2 separate regions of the Homo sapiens genome follow, and region 2 is linked to region 1. The links are chromatin loops, found by intact Hi-C in ENCODE. Cell type or tissue: dorsolateral prefrontal cortex. All regions are shown on one strand. Each heading gives the region's core, and the rest is flanking DNA. Links, peaks and the distances in the headings are about the cores only. Region 1 overlaps PDLIM4 (PDZ and LIM domain 4). Region 2 overlaps P4HA2 (prolyl 4-hydroxylase subunit alpha 2).

Region 1 (7,943 bases), core at 3,839-7,838:
TGCCACCAATCTCCCCCGCTGCAAGCACAGTGACTTCTTTCTGGTCTGGCATCACTGAGCACCAGAGTGAACTCCAGCTGGCTGTGTGATAGCCGCAAACCAAGGCCTAGCCCAGATCCTGGACATCATAGGCACCTTGGTCCAGAATCCAGGATTGCCCGGAGTAGAGACAGAGCCCACACCAGGTGCTCATCATCTGAGGAACATGGGATGGGGTATGGATGTGGTCCAGAGAAAACTTCTGCTTCAGTCTCTGTCTTGGGTATCTGAGAGCCCCAGTGAGGACATTCAGTGCAGGTGAACCTGCATGCTGGCCCCTCTGCCCTGGGCTCACTCTGAGCCAGGCCAGGCCAGGCAGTGTCTGTACATACCTGGATCTCAGGATCGATGTGGATCCTGTGTGCCTGAGCCTTGCTGTCATCAGGGGCACTGGGCCAGCTCCTACCCTCAGGCCTGTGGCAGAAATTGTGATGGTCAGATATGTCTCCTACCACGCCCACCATGCCTGGGAGCCAGGATCAAGAGGGGCTGGGCTCTGGGCTGTGCCCTGCAGGTAGAAGAACACCACTCCAGTGCTTTCCCCTGTACCACAATGGTGACTGTTGTGGCAATGAGCCACAACTCTAGCTGCCATCCTCCTGGGGTAGGGCTATATGCTTCTGTCCCCATCGGCTGCCCAATCCCTCTCTAGTCTGGTTCCTGGAGAGGCTGCAGGAGAAGCCCTGTGTCTTCCCTAATCTTCCACCCTCTTCGTGGCCTACAGAAGCTCAGCTCAAAGAGGCCCAGCTTATAGCACTGCAAGCCAGGCCTCACACATTGACCAGCTAGAAGCCTATCCACGCATCCTCTGGGCATCTACAGCCTCTGGTGGGGTGTGGGGTCAGGCGTCCGTCGGCTCTGGGGTAGGTGGAATGGAGGCTCTGAGGGGTGTGTCTTTCCTCCTGCTGCTGCTGCCGGCAGAGTCATCACTGAGTCTGCCCAGCCCAGATGGGAAACAGGCCATTAGGAAATTCCTGCTTCGCCATAGAAACCAAAAGCCAAACACCACTCAGGAGGGAGAAAAACATCATAAACCTGCCATAAGCAGGGCAGGCAGGCCGAGAGGCTACGTGCCTAAGGCCCAGCCCTGTCACTCAGTAGCCCTGTGAGAAGGCAGGCCAGGAAGGGGCATGGACCCTGGACTGGCAGGTGGGTATGAGGTGAGGCTGGTTAGACCAAAGGGGAATAATGCCCTCCAACTCACCCCACGAAGCCTCCTGAGGCTTCTCAAGGTCTCATTACTGACCTAGCAGCTTGCCCCTGCCTCTTCTGCCCCCTTCAGTTGAGGGTTTTAATAATCTATCTATGCCTATGGTCCATACTCACTCTGCACTTCCTCGCCTCTGCCCATTCCTTAGTCCCTTGGAGGCTACCTCTCTACTCCAGGCCTTTGGTATTAGAGCTCTGCTGCCCCAGGGCAACACCAGCCCCATAGTCCCTGTCTCTAGCCCCCTCAACCAGGCTCCCAAGTGGGTACCCTAACTCACAGCTCTAACTGTGGCCTCTATCTACTCAGAACTCCTCTGGGATAAAGCTGGGACATCTTGTGTGGCTATTTGGCCTTCAACTTCCCTGAAGTTCTGCCCAGAAGAGCAGTACAAGCCTGACGTCTAAGGTCGAAGGGCACAAAGTACCCAGAGCCATTAATGTGGCCCAATGCATCAGATCAGAATGAAGGGCTTAATCATGTGTCAACCCCCATCCCAGGCTGGGCTCTTTAAACAAAATGACAGGCAAAGGGTAGGCTGTGCAAAGGTACCTTGGGCCACATGTGATGGACAACAGGGACTCTATCAGTGGCCTCAGTGTTGGAGTTGATGTCAGAAAGGTCCTGGACCTATAGAACATGCCCAGGAAGTGTGATTTTGCTTGGATTGTTGGATGCCTGGCTTTGGGCTCAAAGCAAAAGAAGCCCAGTGGGGAAGCTGGGCCTTTGATACACTTTTCATTCTGTGGGGGAGTTGGTGGGGGGATTAGAGCTCTCTGTACACAAGAGGGCAGATAGGGAAGCTGGTCTGGGGTAGAACCCTGGGAGTGAGAGCACAGGGTAGCTCACTCCAGCCAGCTCAACAGGCTGATTTACTGCAGAGCCCTTGCTGTGTGGGTGTGTGTGGTGGGGGCGGGGAGGAGTGTCGTTGGGGGCCAGGCATAGGTCCTGGCATAGCAGGCAAGATAGGGAGCAGAGTCAGAAAGCTTGCAGGTGGGCAAGTGTCCAGGAGAAGAAATGTTGGCTCAGAAAGTCAAGGTGGCCCTCATGTCTTGATCCCCCAGAGTCTGCATGTGTGAGGGGGCTGCAGGGCAGGACTCAGGTTTTCACTCTGACTGAGCAGGCCTGGTACATCATCACTCAATGTCCAGAGCGCAAGATGGTCCATATTTTTGGTTGAGGAAGTTATGGGCTCAAGAGATTAAATCACTTTCTGGAGCACAGCATAGTTATCTCTCCCTCTCTCTCTTTTATGGGTAAAATTATGAGCATAATTCTCAACCCAGCTCTGTAATAGTAGAGAATGTGCTCTCATCTGCTCCATGGCCAGTGACATTTTGGGGCTGAAATGCTCAGAGTGGAACAGGTCAGTGGACCTCTGGCTCCATCCATGCCTGGTTTGGAACAAAGGACTGGGGAAGGAAGGAAGGAAGGAAGGAAAGAAGGAGGGGGACCTCCACCCCACCACCCTCCGCTGACATCATACACTCTGAGAAGCTCCTGACTCAGGCCCCCTCTGAGGCACTCCTCCCCACTACTCCACTACCACTAGGGCTGCCCTTGTTCAGCCACACAGAGTCAAGGCTGGAGGTGAGTCAGGGGCCAGGATCCCAGCCAAGTGGGGAAGCTTCAGAGGTCACTCATGGGCAGAGCAATGCTGACATTTCCCCCATCCAGCCTGTATCTCAGTCTGGAGGAGGGTGATGAATGTGATCCGTTAATGGGAAAGGAAACCCCGGGCTCATAGAGGTCATCTGGGCACCTAAGGCTCCAGAGGCTGGATGAGGACCAGCTTTGCTGAACTCCAAAGATGGAGCATCCTCACCGTGTGCCAGGGCCAAGCACAAACAGGGCTGACCTCACAGGCCTCTCCACCATGTTTAAAGGCTCCAAGCCAGTGGCTTACCTCCCACCCTGCCAGCTCAGAGGCATGGTTAGCTGTGTTGTGGTTTGGGGAGGCTTTGCCCACGTACTTCCACAGGGGGTCATGGAAATCCCCTCAGCAGTGAACACGGCAGAGCTGATAAGTTATGCCCGACTTCTGTGGATCAAGGTGGGCAGGGGAGTGGGGAGATCCCACTCAGCCAGGCTTAGGCCAACTGCTTCTCAGAGCTGAGTAAAGACCCAGGACCTGAGCAAGGCTGGGTCCCCCCACCCCCACCCCCAGTGGACCTTCTATCCCAGGATCATTTATGGAGCACAGATGGGCTTGGTAACCCCCTGTCCTCCCCTTCTTGATTGGCTGCAAAGCATTACACAGTCCTTAGTGGGAACTTTTCCCAAATCCAGATTTAACCAGGGCAGAGGTGTGGGCCACGGTGGCGACAGCTGTGGCAGGGCAGCTGAGGGGCTGGTAGGAGTAGTCAGCAGCCAAGTTAAGGGTCTGTAGTCTTAGGAGAGAGCCCCAAAATCAAATTTTGCTACCCCACTCCCTCTCTGTGTGACTTTAAGCACCATCTAACCTTTCTGAGCCTCACTTGTCTCATCTGTGAAGTGGGGACTATAGTAGCCCTTTTTTAAGTTGGTAAATGAGGGTTAAATGAGGTGTTGCACAAGAAACTACTTTGAAATGGTCATCAAGCTGGTCACTCAGGGGAGGGGAAAGGAATGAAACAAATGCCCCAGAGGCTATTCAAGGTCTTATTTCAGTTGCCTGCAACACTTGCCATAAGTGCCCCAACACACTTCTAGTCTAAGTTAAAAGGGGATTTCTTCCCTTCTTAAGCTATAACTCTAAACAGTATCTGCCAGGCCCCCATGAAAGTGCTACTCCTTGGGACTGTTCCTGGATGGGGCACCCAGGAGCTGAGGCAGAGAGGCTGTGTGAAGCTGGGCTCACCCAAAATGCCAGCTGCCCATAACTGCCCACCTCGTCCTTCCATCCTCCCAGCCCAGCCCACCTGTGCATACCTGCTCACAGACAGTGTGAGGTGATCGTGGCAGCCCTTGATGCGGTTCTGTGCCTCCAGGTGTGTCATGAGCTCTGTGCTCTCACCATTGATGGCCTGGATCAGGTCTCCTGGGCACAGGGCAGCCAATGCAGCCTTGCTGCCAGCATGGACCTGCGAGCAGACAAGCCAGATGGCTGGGCACAGTCATGATATGGTCTTGCTGCAAGCTGTGCCCTAGGCCTCCTCCAACCTCAGAACCTAGCCAGTGTGGCCTGCTACCAGCATGGCCTGTGGATGGGCAAGCCGAGTGGCTGGTTGAGGTCCCCATGTAGCCTGGCTGCAGCCTTGCTGGAAACACCTCCAACTCCAGCACCTGGAGGCCTGGCAGGGCATGAGGATATACGAGAAGGGCTTCCTCAGGGCTGGGACAAATGGATGTTGTTCTTGCAGCCTGCGTATGTGCCCAAGGACATGCAGGGGACACAGAGACACATGGAGACATAGGTGCTCACAGATACATACACAGCATGGACATATCACAGATACCCTACACAGACAAGGCCCCAACCAGACAGACTACACACCTTGACCTAATATTCAAACCCTTAGTGACCTTGCCTTCCTACTTGCTTGATTTCAACTCTCATCCCCACCTCCACACCCACACTCTGTCCAGACCATGTGAATGTCTATGGGGTGCTCACAGGCACCATATATCACTCACCTCTACACTTCTGCAAAAGCTGCTCCCTCCACCTGGAACATTCCTTTGACTCCCACATCCTCATCCTTCAGATCTCAGCATAGAGGCCACTTCCTCTGGGAGCCTCTCTGGGATCTCACTACCCAGTGTGCTCCCATGACCACCTTTTCCCCCTACACTGTTCATGTTAATACTTCATTATAATTAAAATGGGAAGGTCTGAACATCACCTCCCTGAGCAAGTCCAGGGCCATCCAGTTCCAGCTGACAGCCTGCGTTTGGGGGTCAGAATTCTACCTCTACTTCCCCTGCAGGACAGGAACTCAGGCTACCTCAGTGCCACTATTGACCCCTCGGGGTCAAGCAGTGTTCACACCTGGAAGCTCTTACAATGCTGGTCAACTGAAGAAGGCTAGAATGGGGGGTGGAGTTAGACTCACAGAGATATCTAAGTAAGCAACTCAGGGGAATCCAGGCCATGGAGCACCCCTCACCCTGCCTTGACCCCAACATAGCCTTTAGAAATATATTTCTTACCCAGCCTCTCCAGCCAGTGCCCAGCTGGTTCAAAAGCTGCCAGTGACCCCATTCTTTTGGGTGGGAGCTCCTACTGGTGGGAACTCCTGGAAGCCCAGCTAGGCTCAGTTCAGCCAGGTCTCAGTAGTGAGTGGACAAAGCTGAGGTGCTGGCAGCTCCTTGGCTGGAGGCCTGGTGTTGGCACTGCCCAAGCTGACCTGCCCTGAAGTAGGCTGCCTCAAGGAAACGTTCTTCTGAAGCATGACACCCTCAGCCAACTAGCCCATCATTAATGTTCACTTGTAGGGCCTGGGCACCTGTGCAAGCCTGTCATCCTGGGGGAGACACCCACTTGGCACCATCCCACCCTCCCCTCAAGGCCATCCTCTGCCTCCTCCCCTTCATGGATACCTGCCTTGTGCCAGGGCCTGGGCTCTATGCTTTACCCATAACTAGCTCACAGCAACCCCTCAACCACCTGGTGAGGCAGAGGCTGTTCTCATCCCTATTTTACAGATGAAGAGAAAGAAGCTTGGGGGAGGGATGCCATGCCCCAGTCCCCACACTGGAGAGGAGTCTTTCTTCAGGGGGCGGCTAACTGCGGCAGGATGACTCAGCCAGCACAAGGGGTACATTCAGGCTTCTGTGGGCGGAGGAAGTTTCTTGAAAGCAGTGGTGGCTGGGATGCTGCCAGCTCTATTGAGCTAGGGGAGTTCTGGTCAGAGAGGGCGTGAGGCCAAGAAATTGTGACTCTCCCAGTCACCTTTACATGCATTATCTCATTAATCCTGAAGGCAAGCCCATTTCCTAGATCAGGAAACGGAGGTCCAGAGAAGTACAGAAGGATAGTTAATTGATAAAAGACTGAATCAAGATTTCAATCCAGGCCACCTGATTCCAAATTTAAAACTATGCTCTTAACACCTGCATTTTTCTTCCAAAGGGGGTAAGGGAAAAGAGAGTATCTGAGGGAGAGATAGTGTTCCAGGCAGAAGGACCAGCATGTATAATGGCATATCTGGAGAGAAAGAAGAAGGAAGGTTGTATGGCCGGAGCATCATGAGTGAGGGGAGAGTGGGAGAGATGAAGTCAGAGAAGAGGCAGGGATCAGATATTGCAGAGTCTTGTACACCCGGGTGGGAAGCTGGCATTTCTCCTGGGTGGCTGGGAACCATGGAGGGCTCTAAGCGGGAAGTCACAGGACAGAGTGGAATTCAGGCCGATCCGTCTAGCTCCTAAGCACAGGATAAACAGAAAGAAGGAACAGAGACAGGAACAGTGAAGTCAGGTGGGCGGTGAGGGCATGAATCAGCCCCTTACCGGTAGTGGCTGCATTCCCAGCCCCTGCTCCACCCAGCCTAGATGTGGTGGGCTGGGAGTCCAAGTCAGAACCAGGTGCCACATTGTCCTACACAGTCACAGCAAACTGCAGACTGCCTGGATTCCTCCTGTCTCCACTCTGCTTCTCTAGGTTGATTACATTAGCCTCTCTGTGCCTGGGTCTCCATCTATGTAAGGCCAGAGGGAGTCCTTACTTCTAAAGGCTGTTGTAAGGACTATTTGAGAAAAACAGGGCATGTAAAGCCCCCACAGGAGGCTGGGCATAAATAAGGTGGTGCTCACTACAGGGACTGGAGGGAGCTGTTACCAACACCCATTAGGGTAGGGCCTGGCACACCCTGGATGCTTGGCCAAGGCCAGCCATCATTATAGCTTGTGGGGAAGGAGCCCCGGATGATGTTCTTGGGACTCCTGGAGGCTTCATGGGCTGAGATTGCAAGCCCCCAGCCCTGCCGGGCCGATAGCCTCCTCCCTGTCTGTGTGAGGCTGTCCCTCCCTACCAGGTCCCGCGTAGGGGAGGTCCTGGAAGCAAGGGAGGGGCTGGATCTTGAGCCCCACTGGTGAAGACACTCCCACATATCTTCAGTCCCTGTAGACCTGCCCCAGAGGTACCTGCTAGGCAAGCTGTGGCCTGTGCCTCCCCAGCGCTGTAAATCTCCCCAGATCCCACCCAAACCCAACCTCAGCCATCCTGGCTCCTTGGGCCTGAGCTGCTGCCGCGTGACTTTGGGGGACAAAGGAGGCTCTTCCTGGCAAACCTTCTCCCAGACTGCCTGCCTGGGGCCTGCATCCCCAGTCAGCTCCAAACAAGGCTGTTGCTGCTGCTGCTGCCGCAGCCGCAGCTGTGACGTGTGGAGGCCTTTCCTCGGAGGGCAGGCAGCCGCGTGGGCAACAGATGTCTCAGCTCCCTGCCGCCTGCAGCCGTCAGCCGCCGCCACTGAGCCTGTCAGCGGCCTCACGCCCAGGGTGCCTGGCCAGCCCGCTTAGTGTCCCCACCAGCCCCCTCAGCGGACACACAGCATGACACACACAAGCAGACACAGGCTTGCGTACACACACACACACACACACACACACACACAGCAGGAATCCTATAGGAAAGAGGAGATGAAAGGCTCTGGGATGTGTTGAAGGCCCACCTCACTCGGCCCCAGGGACCTGGCAGTGAGGGCAGATGTGGGAAGCCTCCTAGGACAGCTGGGCCTGCCTGTCACCCTGGCCCCCAGAAACGGGATTCCATGATTCC
Region 2 (10,432 bases), core at 1,924-5,923, 56 kb after region 1:
TTTGTGGGGTGTTATTTCATGCCAGTTAAGCTGAAGGGGCTCTCCTCTCCTCTCCCCTCCCCCCATTCCCCCCTCTCCTCCCCTCCCCCCCTCCCCTCCCCCTCCCCTCCCCCTCCCCTCCCCCTTCTCCTCCTCTCTCCTCCCCTCCCTCCCTCCCTTCCTTTCTTCCTTCCTTTTTCTTCTCTTTTTCCTGTTTCCTCTTTTTCCTTTTCTTTTCTTTCTTTCGTCTCACCCTGTCGCCCAGGCTGGTGTGCAGTGGTATAATCATAGCTCACTGCAGCTTTGACCTCCCAGCCTTGAGCAATCCTCCTGCCTCAGTCTCCTGAGTAGCTGGGACTACAGGTATGCACCATCATGCCTGGCTAATTTTTTAGAGACAGGTCTATGTCATCTAGGCTGGTCCCAAACTCCTGGTCTCAAGCTATCCTTTGGCCCCCCAGAGTTCTCGGATTACAGGCATGAGCCACTGTGCATGCCCACCTGCTGGGACTTTTGTTTTCTTCTGTGGTGTGGTGGGAGGGAGCAGCTGCTGGCCATGAGGTGAGTCCAGTGTCTGCAGACAGCCAGACTGGGACCGAGGATTAGGACTCACTCAGCTCAGGGCCTGTTACTCTGTGCTTTCCAGACACCCCGTAGACAGAAGAGGCTTTTCTGTAGGTACCACCATGGCAACAGGGCCCCACAGCTGCTCATTGCCCCCTTCAAAGAGGAGGACGAGTGGGACAGCCCGCACATCGTCAGGTACTACGATGTCATGTCTGATGAGGAAATCGAGAGGATCAAGGAGATCGCAAAACCTAAAGTAGGTGTCACTGTAGGTCCTTCTCGGGTCACTGAAGGGGGAAGGTCCTTTTTCTCATCCCTAGCACTATGGGTGGTTGGTTTGCCCATCTAGCCACCCTTTATCCATATCTAGCATGGGCCTACCGTGGGGATACAGAGATGCTTCAGACTCAGCCTGACCTTGTGAGTTCATGGTCCAGTGGAAGAAGAACAGGGTAACCAATGTGGACAGCCAAGTGCTATCATAGAAGGTCACGCTGGGAACAGGGCAGGTCTACACTGGTGTGTCAGTTCACCTGGTTGGGAGACTGGTGCGTGGGTGAGTTTTTTGGAAATGTTCCATAGGATGCTATGAAGCTGGGTCCTGTGGAGCTCCTGATTAGGACTGTAAATGAGGTGAATGACTTAGAGGAGAATGTATATCTTTATAATATTGGGTCTTCTCATCCAAGGGCATGACAGGTCTCTCCATATCTTTTTAAGTTTTCTTCATATAAGCCTTGAACATTTCTTAAGTTTATTCCTTGGTAGTTTCTTTGTTACTGTTAATTTACTTTATTTCTTCATTATTATTTTTAACTGGTTACATTATTTTATTAGTTTACTATTATATGCCAAACTATTGATTTTACAAATACATTTCATAGTAAGAGCTAATGTTTACTGAATTCTTAACTGTGGCAGGAACTTCTAAGTGCTTAACATATATATTAAGTGTTATGTCACAGTTATGAACAGCTGCTCATAATGATGTCACTGTCTCTGTTTTACCTATGAAAAAGCAAACTCATACAGATTGCAGCTAGTGGTTGAATTTACTTATTTCTTTTTTGGTTTTTAGCTGATTTCTCTTTGGTTGCCTGGATAGCATTAACACCTGGAAATAAGGAAAATTTTATTTTCTCCTGATACTTGTAGTTCCTTTGTTTTTATAACCTTATTGAATTGCCCAGAACTTCTAGAGCATAATTACGTAGAATAGGCATCCTTGTCTCATTCCTGAATTTCCTGGAAATTCCTATGGTATTTTACTGCTAAGAATGCAGTTGGCTGTTGGTTTTGTATATATGCCATGTTTTAAAATTATTCTTCTGTTTCTAGTTCATAAAAGATTTGTTCCCCATTTGACATCTTTCAAAGAGACCTATTTGCTGCCATATCCCATCACTGATGATTGGGAGGGAGGATTTAGCTCGATTCTCTATTGCTCTGCTCCTAATAGAATTGTAGGGGCCGAGGTGACCAGGAGGCCCGACACTCATGGAGAGACCTGAAATAGGTTCCTATCCTGGCCCCTGGACCTCATCTTGGAACAGCTTTGGCTTGAGGTACTAGGACATCTAGGGCTTTGAGTCAGTGGTTGGCATCATCGATGTGGCTGAGGAAGGGGGCTAGCCAGATATATGGAGAATGGGGACTAGGACTCCCCTTTCTACTCAGCTCCAGAGTCCTCCAGGAAAGAAAACTACTTTGTTGGTTGTGCCAGGATTTCCTGAGAGATTTCTTACCCGTTCTTCAGTTCCAGACACTGAGAACATTTCTCTGTGCATGTGTGCATATGTGTACACATGTGTGTGGCTGGCCAGAGGGTAGTGTTAGGAAAAGATATATTTGAATAGAAGCCATGCAAAGAGCCAAACAAGGTTGGCAAACATGTTTGGCTCTTAACATGGCTTCTATTCAAAGATAAGCTGACCCCTCCTTTCCGGAGACTGTGAGGGACAGATGCTATTCTGGCTTTGAAGTAGAGCCAATGAGCTTAACTTGGCCTGTGGGGAATGCCTGGCAGCTGTCTGTGGGGTCTCTGGCCTGCTTTCAAAATAGCCCTGTGCTTCCCCTGGGGCAGAGCACAGCTGCTCAGAGCCTCTTTGTGGGTGTCAGGCCAATGCTGAGGCACAGATGTTTGGATGGGGTCTGGCTGTGGCTGCAGTTTTCAGGGAGGGACTGACATGAGCTGAAGCTCAGGAAGGGCCATGAGTAGGAGCTTGGGAGCCGTCTGTCCTGCTTGTGCTGGCCATCTTACCAGATCATGCCATAGCAGCACAGTGTCCAAGTTGGTCCATCTCACCCCCTTACTAGCCTTCTGGTCCATCTACTCCTCTCCATCCCTTCTGCCACCACCTGGCCCGGGCCACCATCATCTCTTGCCCTGACCTCTGTCGTGGCCTCACTAGCCTCCCAGTCCCCACTCTGGCCCCTCATTAGTCAACTCTCCATGAGGTATTCACAGTGATCCATTTTACATTCACATTTTGAGTGTCCCTCCCCTGCATAAAGCCTTCCCCATTTCTCGTTGGCCACAAGGTTGCATCTAGTTCCTAGCCCCTGCTTGTCTCTTCAGCCTGTTCTCTCTTACTACTTCCCATAACCTTTAATCCACACCTACTGCAACACCCATTTTCATTCCCAGGCCTCTGGATTGCTGCTCTTTCCCTGTTCCTGTAATGTTCCTCTACTTGGATAACTCATGTTAACCCTTCAGGCCTCAGCTAGGTGGTCTCCTCCCCTAGGAAGCTATTCTTGACACTATACCCTGAGCTTCCACAGGATGGTAAGTTCACCCATGCTGTGCTGCAGTTACCTGACTGGTTTTCTGCTTTCCCCACTTGACTGAGTTGTAAGAGTGCAGGGGCCATGTCTCAGTTACCTAGCATAGTGCCAGGCACAAAGTAGGCACTCATCAATATTTATTGAAATCAAGGGGAAGTGTGTTGGGGTGGGAGTACCTGGGCCTATGGCCCCACCCATGTGAGGTCATGAGGACAGTCCACAGCTGAAGCACATGGACCTTTGCCATGTTGGCTGGCTCTGGGCGGCGAGTCCCCCTTGGGGTTTCACTAAGCCTAACTGTGGAGGCTGGGGGAGATGAAGTAGATGCAGGGAGTGCATGTGTAGTGTGTACCTGTATGAGTGGGTGGCTTCCAGGCAGTGGTTCACTTATTTTAACTTACAGAATCTTTTCCTGGTTTTATCATCTGACTTGTAAGGATCCCAAGGGAGCGAAAACTGTGCCATCTGTCTTTGCTTCTTGAGGCTGTGGGAACCCAGTGTGAGGTGGTGCAGCAGGAGAGTGTTTGGATGGGTTTCTTGGCAGAGGAGCCCACTGAGGTTCGGAAGGATGGTGGAACTTGACTCAATTGAGAGAAGTACATAAGGCGGAGGCTCAGGCATGGTGGCACAGTCTGAAAATGGTGGGAGTAGCTAAGCTCAGGCAGGCTGTGCTCAGGCAGGGGTGGTATGTGGGCCTGGCAAGGAAAGGGGCTAGTCAGGCAGATGCATGGGTAGACAAGGCAGGCATAATTCTGCAGGCAAAGCGGACCTGGGGAGGAGAAGGGATGAGCAGTGACCGAGCAGGGCAATAGCCAGGAACTGATTGCGGATTGGGAATGTGGAGGCCTCAGACTCTTGCCCTCAACTGGCCTGCAGGATCTTGGGGCCTTGGCTAGAGCCATTGGCTGCAAAGCTTCCTCCACTAGCATGGCAGTAAATCTGGTCCCAGTGCTCTCTGGGAAAATATTCAAGGCAAAACAAACAAACAAACAAATCAAGTCTTCCCTCTCCTCCTTCCTTCTAGCTTGCACGAGCCACCGTTCGTGATCCCAAGACAGGAGTCCTCACTGTCGCCAGCTACCGGGTTTCCAAAAGGTAAGCAAAGAGCAGGGGTTCGTAGCTGCTCAAGCCCCAACTTCAGGACTTCTCAGTGCCTACCCTAGGGATGGGTGGCTTGCCTTTTCCTGCCTGCTGGCACCTCCTCACCCCCTTGCAGCAGGCATCCTGTACTGCCTGTTCATGCTGGCCCTGACTCTGGGGACAGAGTTCAGGACCTCATGGAAGCCTGCCCTTCCGTCTTCTTTTCTCTGCCCTTTTCTTTTTGCCCAGCTCCTGGCTAGAGGAAGATGATGACCCTGTTGTGGCCCGAGTAAATCGTCGGATGCAGCATATCACAGGGTTAACAGTAAAGACTGCAGAATTGTTACAGGTACAGATAGTACCTGGGACTGTAGGAGTTGGGAAGTGGGTATTTGTGGCTAGATGGTCTCACAGGGTGTCCAGAACTGGGCCAAGAGGCCCAACTGTATGACTACTGCCTGATGCTATGAATATGGAGTGATCTCATTTTAGGAAACCAGAATTAATCATGCCTGCTGGCTTTCAACAATTAGTGTTCAACAAATATCTATTGAGCATCTGCTGTGTGCCCAAGTGTGCTGCAAGCTAGGGATCAGGGGTAGTTATGGTAGGTTCGTTCATGTCTTCTTGACAACAGAAGCTCAAATCCTGAATGGTCTCAGGGACATCTCTAAGAGAGCTAAAAATGACTTCAGAGGCCATGGTTCTGTGTCATAATCAAATACATTTGAAGGTCAAAGTATTCTGTGTGTTTTCTCCTGCTGAACCACAACTGAAGTTGCTCCAAAAGCAGCAGCAGGGGACTTCCCATGAGGGACTGCCAAGATGGGGTCAGTTGAGAATTCAAAGAAAGCGGCACTAAACCCCTGGGTCTTCAGTCCACAGCATTTATTAGGGAACTTGCAGAGTGGGCTGCAGCAATCCTCAAAATGGACAGCAAGAGACAAGAATTGTTTTACCTAAGTATTTCCACAGTGAGGGAGTCAGAGTGTGGAGTTTATTTGAGGGTTTAGGGAATTTGGTTCAGGGCTGGGGCTAGTTTCTTTCAGTGTTATGGGCAACAACCTAAACACCTTCATCAGTGCCTGGGAATGTTGAAGACTCCAGCTTGTGTTCCAGCCTGAAGGGAAAAACCTGCAGCTGGCTGGGTCACAGAGCTGTCAAGGGAGTCTGATTTTCAGTCAGAACAAAGAAAGAAAGGCGGGGTGGGTCTGGGGGACCTTACACTGTGATATGTAGGTGGAAGTGAGAGGCCTGGACTGGTTAAGCTGGTGCAGGTGGAATGTTCTTGTCCAAGTACTCCCACTGGGACCCTGGCTTCCTGCCTTTATTCAGAGGTGATTTTGAAGAAATGTGGCAGCACCCTGCTGAAAGGTTTTGGGTAAAGCTCCTTATTAAAGTATCCTCTTGGGTAAAGCTTAGTAAAGTGTCCTCTTGGGTATTGAGTCCAAATCAGCACTGGCTATGTTCCCTTATAAATATTGGAACTTCTGTGTTCTGTTGTAAAATTGATGACCTGAGACACCATCAGAGAAGTTTCACTGGCATCTTTCTAGAGGCCTCTGGGTCTCTCTGTTTGGCCAAAGTTTCTGTATACTTAAAGATAGCAGCCTTTACCTTTAGGATTGGCATTTGGGTCTGATCTACCATAGATCTCATTAGAATATTGATTAAAGATCATTTGGAAAAGATTTTTTGAACTTTTGCTTGGACACGCCTAAGCAAATCAGCCTTCTTTTTGTTGTTTTTTCTGTGTAGCTGCATCAGCAATTGGAAAATCAATTTTGAAGGTCATCTTTATGGATTGGTGTGAAGTCTACCAGAGTTTTAAAAAGCATACTGATTACCTTGCAAATAGTACTGTGAAATTTTAATTTTTTTTTCAGTTCAGCTCAACTTAGTGTTTTGTAATTTTTAAATAAATTCTGCAGATAAGCACATCCATGGAGGACTTCTGCCTCATCTCCCACTTGCTGCGTATGTGTAAGAGCACCACCATTTCAAGAGTGATAGGCACTCTTGATGTGCTAGATGAGTCCCTGTTGGCATTGTCTTGATTCATATCTTCTTGGAGCAGGTTTTTGTTTTTGTTTTTAAAGACATCTGCCACTGCTTCCTCTGTGTTAGAGCCAGTCTTCAGGACTTTCATGGTCCTGATCAAAGACCACAGTCTGCTTGGCTGATTTCATACCCTGGACCAAGAGGCTGAGTAGACAGGACCTGTGGCTCTGTTGCTTTCCTGGCTAGCTGTGCGGCTGTACTCACTGTATCCCTGTCTTACACTCACCCGTGGAAGATAGCAGCTTCTTGCCTATGGACTGACTTCTCTGCTACAATTCAGCCTTTATCTTGTCTGGCCTCTCATTGTGTTGTAGCTCAATTGTCTGGGGCCCGAATGCCAGACCTCTTGGTAGAGGGGCTCTTATAGTTAAGGATCTTCTGGAAATTCAGACCACAGCTGCCAAGTGGTTGAGATGCCATTTTTGTTTGTATTCTTCTCCTAGGAACTGTCTCGACATTTCCTTTGCCAGTCAGTGGTATTGAAGGCTTTGATCCTTCATGGTCTGGGGAACAGGAACCTGGGTTTCAGCATGTATCCCTAAGTGCTTACTCCATATGAAATGCTTGTGGTATGATACATGCCTAGGCACCAGCAACAGCCCTCACACCAGGTCCTTTAGGAAATGCTGCAGGCCTCTGGAAAGGAGCTGGTTCTTCTATCTGTTGACATTCTTTCAGCTGTAGCTCACATGTTTGCTGTAGATCATTTGAAGGAAAAAGGTAATTGAGGCTTTCTGGTGAATTGGATGAGGGCTTATCTGATAGAGAGGAAGAGATGCTACACCTCTAGGATTCTAAAGATTGAAGACTTTGGCTGCATGATGTCTCAGCCTCACCAGAAAAGTGATTTCTGACCTTTTTAATTTTGCCTTTACTCTGTCCTTAGCATTGTAAATACCCACATCTTTCAAATAACTGACCCCACTCTTACAATAGTAAGTCTAAAGATTTAAGTGAATACCTCCTCACATGAATCGGTCTTGACGTACAGTTTCTTGTTATTAAAGGCGTGAGCCTGGGGACTTGAGTATGCCTGGATAGGGAATCTTACTGCTGCAAATCTAGATGGTCCTATGCATTTTGTACTTATTTGGGAACTGTATTAAAGAAAGTAGGTACGGTGGCTTCAGAACCATAATCAAATATAATTCTCCAAACCTAAAAGATGAGCCAGCTCTCGCAATGCAGCTTCTTTCACTGCCTGGGATTTGTAAATTTAAGCAATCCATTTAACAAGTGGAAGTATTGGAAAATGCAGTCATACTTTGCAGCTCCAGCAACAAGCACTAATTGAATTTTCCTGAGTGTACCTGCACAGCAGTCACAGTTGTGTTTAAAATTTTCTTCCATGCCAGGTGTCGTGGCTTACATCTGTAACTCAGTACTTGGGGAGACCAAGGCAGGAGGATTGCTCGAAGCCAGGAGTTTGAGACCAGTCTGGGCAACATAGTGAGACTCTGTCTCTACCCCCACTCCCCCCAAAAAAAAGGAGAGAGAAAAAAATTTTCTTCAAGCTCTTGACTACAAAAAGAGATATGCTTTCTCAGCTGCTCTGGCACTTCTCTCCTTAGATGCATCTCCAGCCTTAGGGCCACCTGCTGAACCAGGCTTCCTTGTGCTGTTGACAGGATTTCCAGGTATTTTTGGTACAGGAATCTTAAAGGCTGAAGCAATGGATGACAACATGTTTTCATCCATGCTTTGTATTAAAATTTTTATTTTTGTAGACATGGAAAATGATACTGCCAACATTTTGTGCTCTAATAAGAGGATTTCATCTCTTATAAAGTCCACTGTCCCTTTCTTTCTTGCATTTCTTTTTTTGTGTGTATGTGAAACAGGGTCTCACTCTGTTGCCCAGGCTGGAGTGCAGTGGCACAGTCATAGCTCAGTGCAACCTTGAACTCCTGTGCTCAAGCAATCCTCCTGCCTCAGCTTCCTGAGTAGCTGGGACTACAGGTGCACGCCACTGTGCCCAGCTAATTTTTTCATTAGTAGAGACAGATGGGGTCTTGCTATGTTGCCCAGGCTGGTCTCAAACTTCTGAGCTCAAGCAGTCCTCTCACTTCAGCCTCCCAAAGTGCTGGGATTACAGGCGTGAGCCAACACGCCTGGCTTCTGTCCCACGTTTTTATAGGTCTCTGTTATTGCTAGTTTTGTAGCATCTCTCACCTGACTGTTGGGATTGCAGAAAAGGATATACAAAAAATACCAACTTTCTGAGAACTTATGGCCTAGCCCCAGAGGTTTTTATGTTTTCAGTGAGACACAATAGCCAACTGTTCCCAGATGGACATTGGTGGTGCTACTTGATCCATCAGCTTCCATGTCAGATTCTGTGCTTCATCTTTAACCTTGTCTCTCATTCTGTCTACTGACGCTGAGACAATAATTGTGATTTAGGACTTCCCATTGTGCTGATAAGCTGTCCACAAAGGCATTTACAATTTCTAATCCAATTTATGACACCTGGTAGTTGCTCAGATGTTACTTCAGGTCCAGGGTCACACTGGGGTTGCTGATGTAGCACGGTAATTCTTGACTGCCTGGCAGCTGGCCACCCATGTTGTGCTGTTTCACTCCATGCAGTAGACCACTGTGGGAGTCTGCCCCACTCAGTCTCACCAGGAATAGCAGAGGTGGTAGGAACAGTGCCAGGTGCTGAGTACCTCCAAAACTAGTTTAAAAAAGAAAATCCTCGTCTTAAATTTGTTACTCACTTTCCTCTGGATTACTTTCTTAATATGTCCCAAACAAACTGGGTCCAGGCCAGGGCCCGCCTCAAGCAGTGTTCCCTTTGCTGCTGTCTGAGTGTCCATGAAGGGCTGGTGCTTTTCCTCAGTGATCATATGCAGTTCACCCATCTTGTTTTGTTTGGGAAACCACATTTGTGCCGCAGCCTTACTCTTGGACAGAACTGTAGACTTGTTTGTGATGTTTGCTCTGCCTGTGCTGCCAGGGCATGGTTGTCTTCCACCTTAGAGAGGCTGCTCTTGGGAGTTCTGGTTGTTTTCAGGCCTGGGAAGATGGTATCCCTAGAGTGATTGGCTGCTACAGAGCTGTTCATGCTGCTTACAAGGTCTAATGCTGTTATTTCCCACAGGTTGCAAATTATGGAGTGGGAGGACAGTATGAACCGCACTTCGACTTCTCTAGGGTAAGGCCTAAATCACAGGTGCTTTCAAAGGGCCCTGCTCTAGCTGATTTGAGAAGGGTGGAGCTTCTAGGAGCATTTCAGCCTCCACATCAGTACCCCCACCCCTTGTCCTCCCTCCACCTCTGCATCACCAGGGGAAACTCTTCGTTACTGGTGAATCCCAAATCTGGAACCAAGGGTCCTGCAGAATGCAGTGGAGCCTGGCTGTCTCCCCTGTAGATGTGGGGCGTTCGTCCCCTGCCCTAATTCTGTCACCCTTTGCCCTGATTCTAAAGCAAAGAGCCTCACTAGGTCTTTGTGAAAACTGTTCTTGTCCCTTTTCCTCTTCCCCGTCTACTCCATGCCCTAGCCAGAATTTACTTTGCAGCTTTGGCACATATTCCAGGCTGATTTATGGAACACACACTTATTACTTTTCCCTGACCCTTTTGGTCCTAGTCTTGTGGGTGGTGGATGAAGCCTGTTGTAAACTTGGGTGAAAGTTGTTGTCTGTTGCAGCGACCTTTTGACAGCGGCCTCAAAACAGAGGGGAATAGGTTAGCGACGTTTCTTAACTACGTAAGTACTGGGTCCAGGCCCACCTGTTCATTCTCACTTAATTTTGTAGAATGATGAGCGAGATACTTTCAAGCATTTAGGGACGGGGAATCGTGTGGCTACTTTCTTAAACTACGTGAGTATGATGTGTGCTGATGAGCCCTAAGGGGACCCTGGGTCCAGAGGGCTGCCTTATATCCCACCCCCATCAGGGCTGATCTCATCTGCTGTTAAGTAATGGTCAGGTCCTTCTGGCTCTCAGCA

Evidence for each region. A loop is a pair of places that touch in the nucleus more often than their neighbours do. Peaks named below come from ENCODE experiments on the same cell type or tissue, not always from the same donor. Only the 100,000 strongest peaks of a DNase experiment are listed, where the experiment ranks them.
Region 2: a loop joins it to region 1, with 19 times the contacts of the local background. A loop is called at or near these places in 5 of 110 quality-filtered maps.

What each region holds. Positions count from the first base shown.
Region 1 is chr5:132,258,974-132,266,916 of GRCh38, reverse strand. PDLIM4 (PDZ and LIM domain 4) reads right to left here. Exons shown (of 7, transcript NM_003687.4): 2 at 4,157-4,308; 3 at 372-453. Among named protein-coding and RNA genes, the nearest start is that of PDLIM4, 5.2 kb to the right of the region's middle. RefSeq lists enhancers at 499-999, 506-1,780, 5,768-5,887, 7,878-7,943. In dorsolateral prefrontal cortex, for the core only: no CTCF peak of the experiment used is centred there; DNase peaks (open chromatin) are centred at 6,026, 6,626 and 7,606; H3K4me3 peaks cover 380 bases; H3K27ac peaks cover 3,804 bases.
Region 2 is chr5:132,198,078-132,208,509 of GRCh38, reverse strand. It overlaps P4HA2 (prolyl 4-hydroxylase subunit alpha 2), which reads left to right. Exons shown (of 15, transcript NM_001017974.2): 8 at 626-802; 9 at 4,358-4,428; 10 at 4,663-4,762; 11 at 9,578-9,631; 12 at 10,130-10,189. Among named protein-coding and RNA genes, the nearest start is that of MIR6830, 15 kb to the left of the region's middle. RefSeq lists enhancers at 65-564, 565-1,066. In dorsolateral prefrontal cortex, for the core only: no CTCF peak of the experiment used is centred there; a DNase peak (open chromatin) is centred at 3,979; H3K27ac peaks cover 3,177 bases.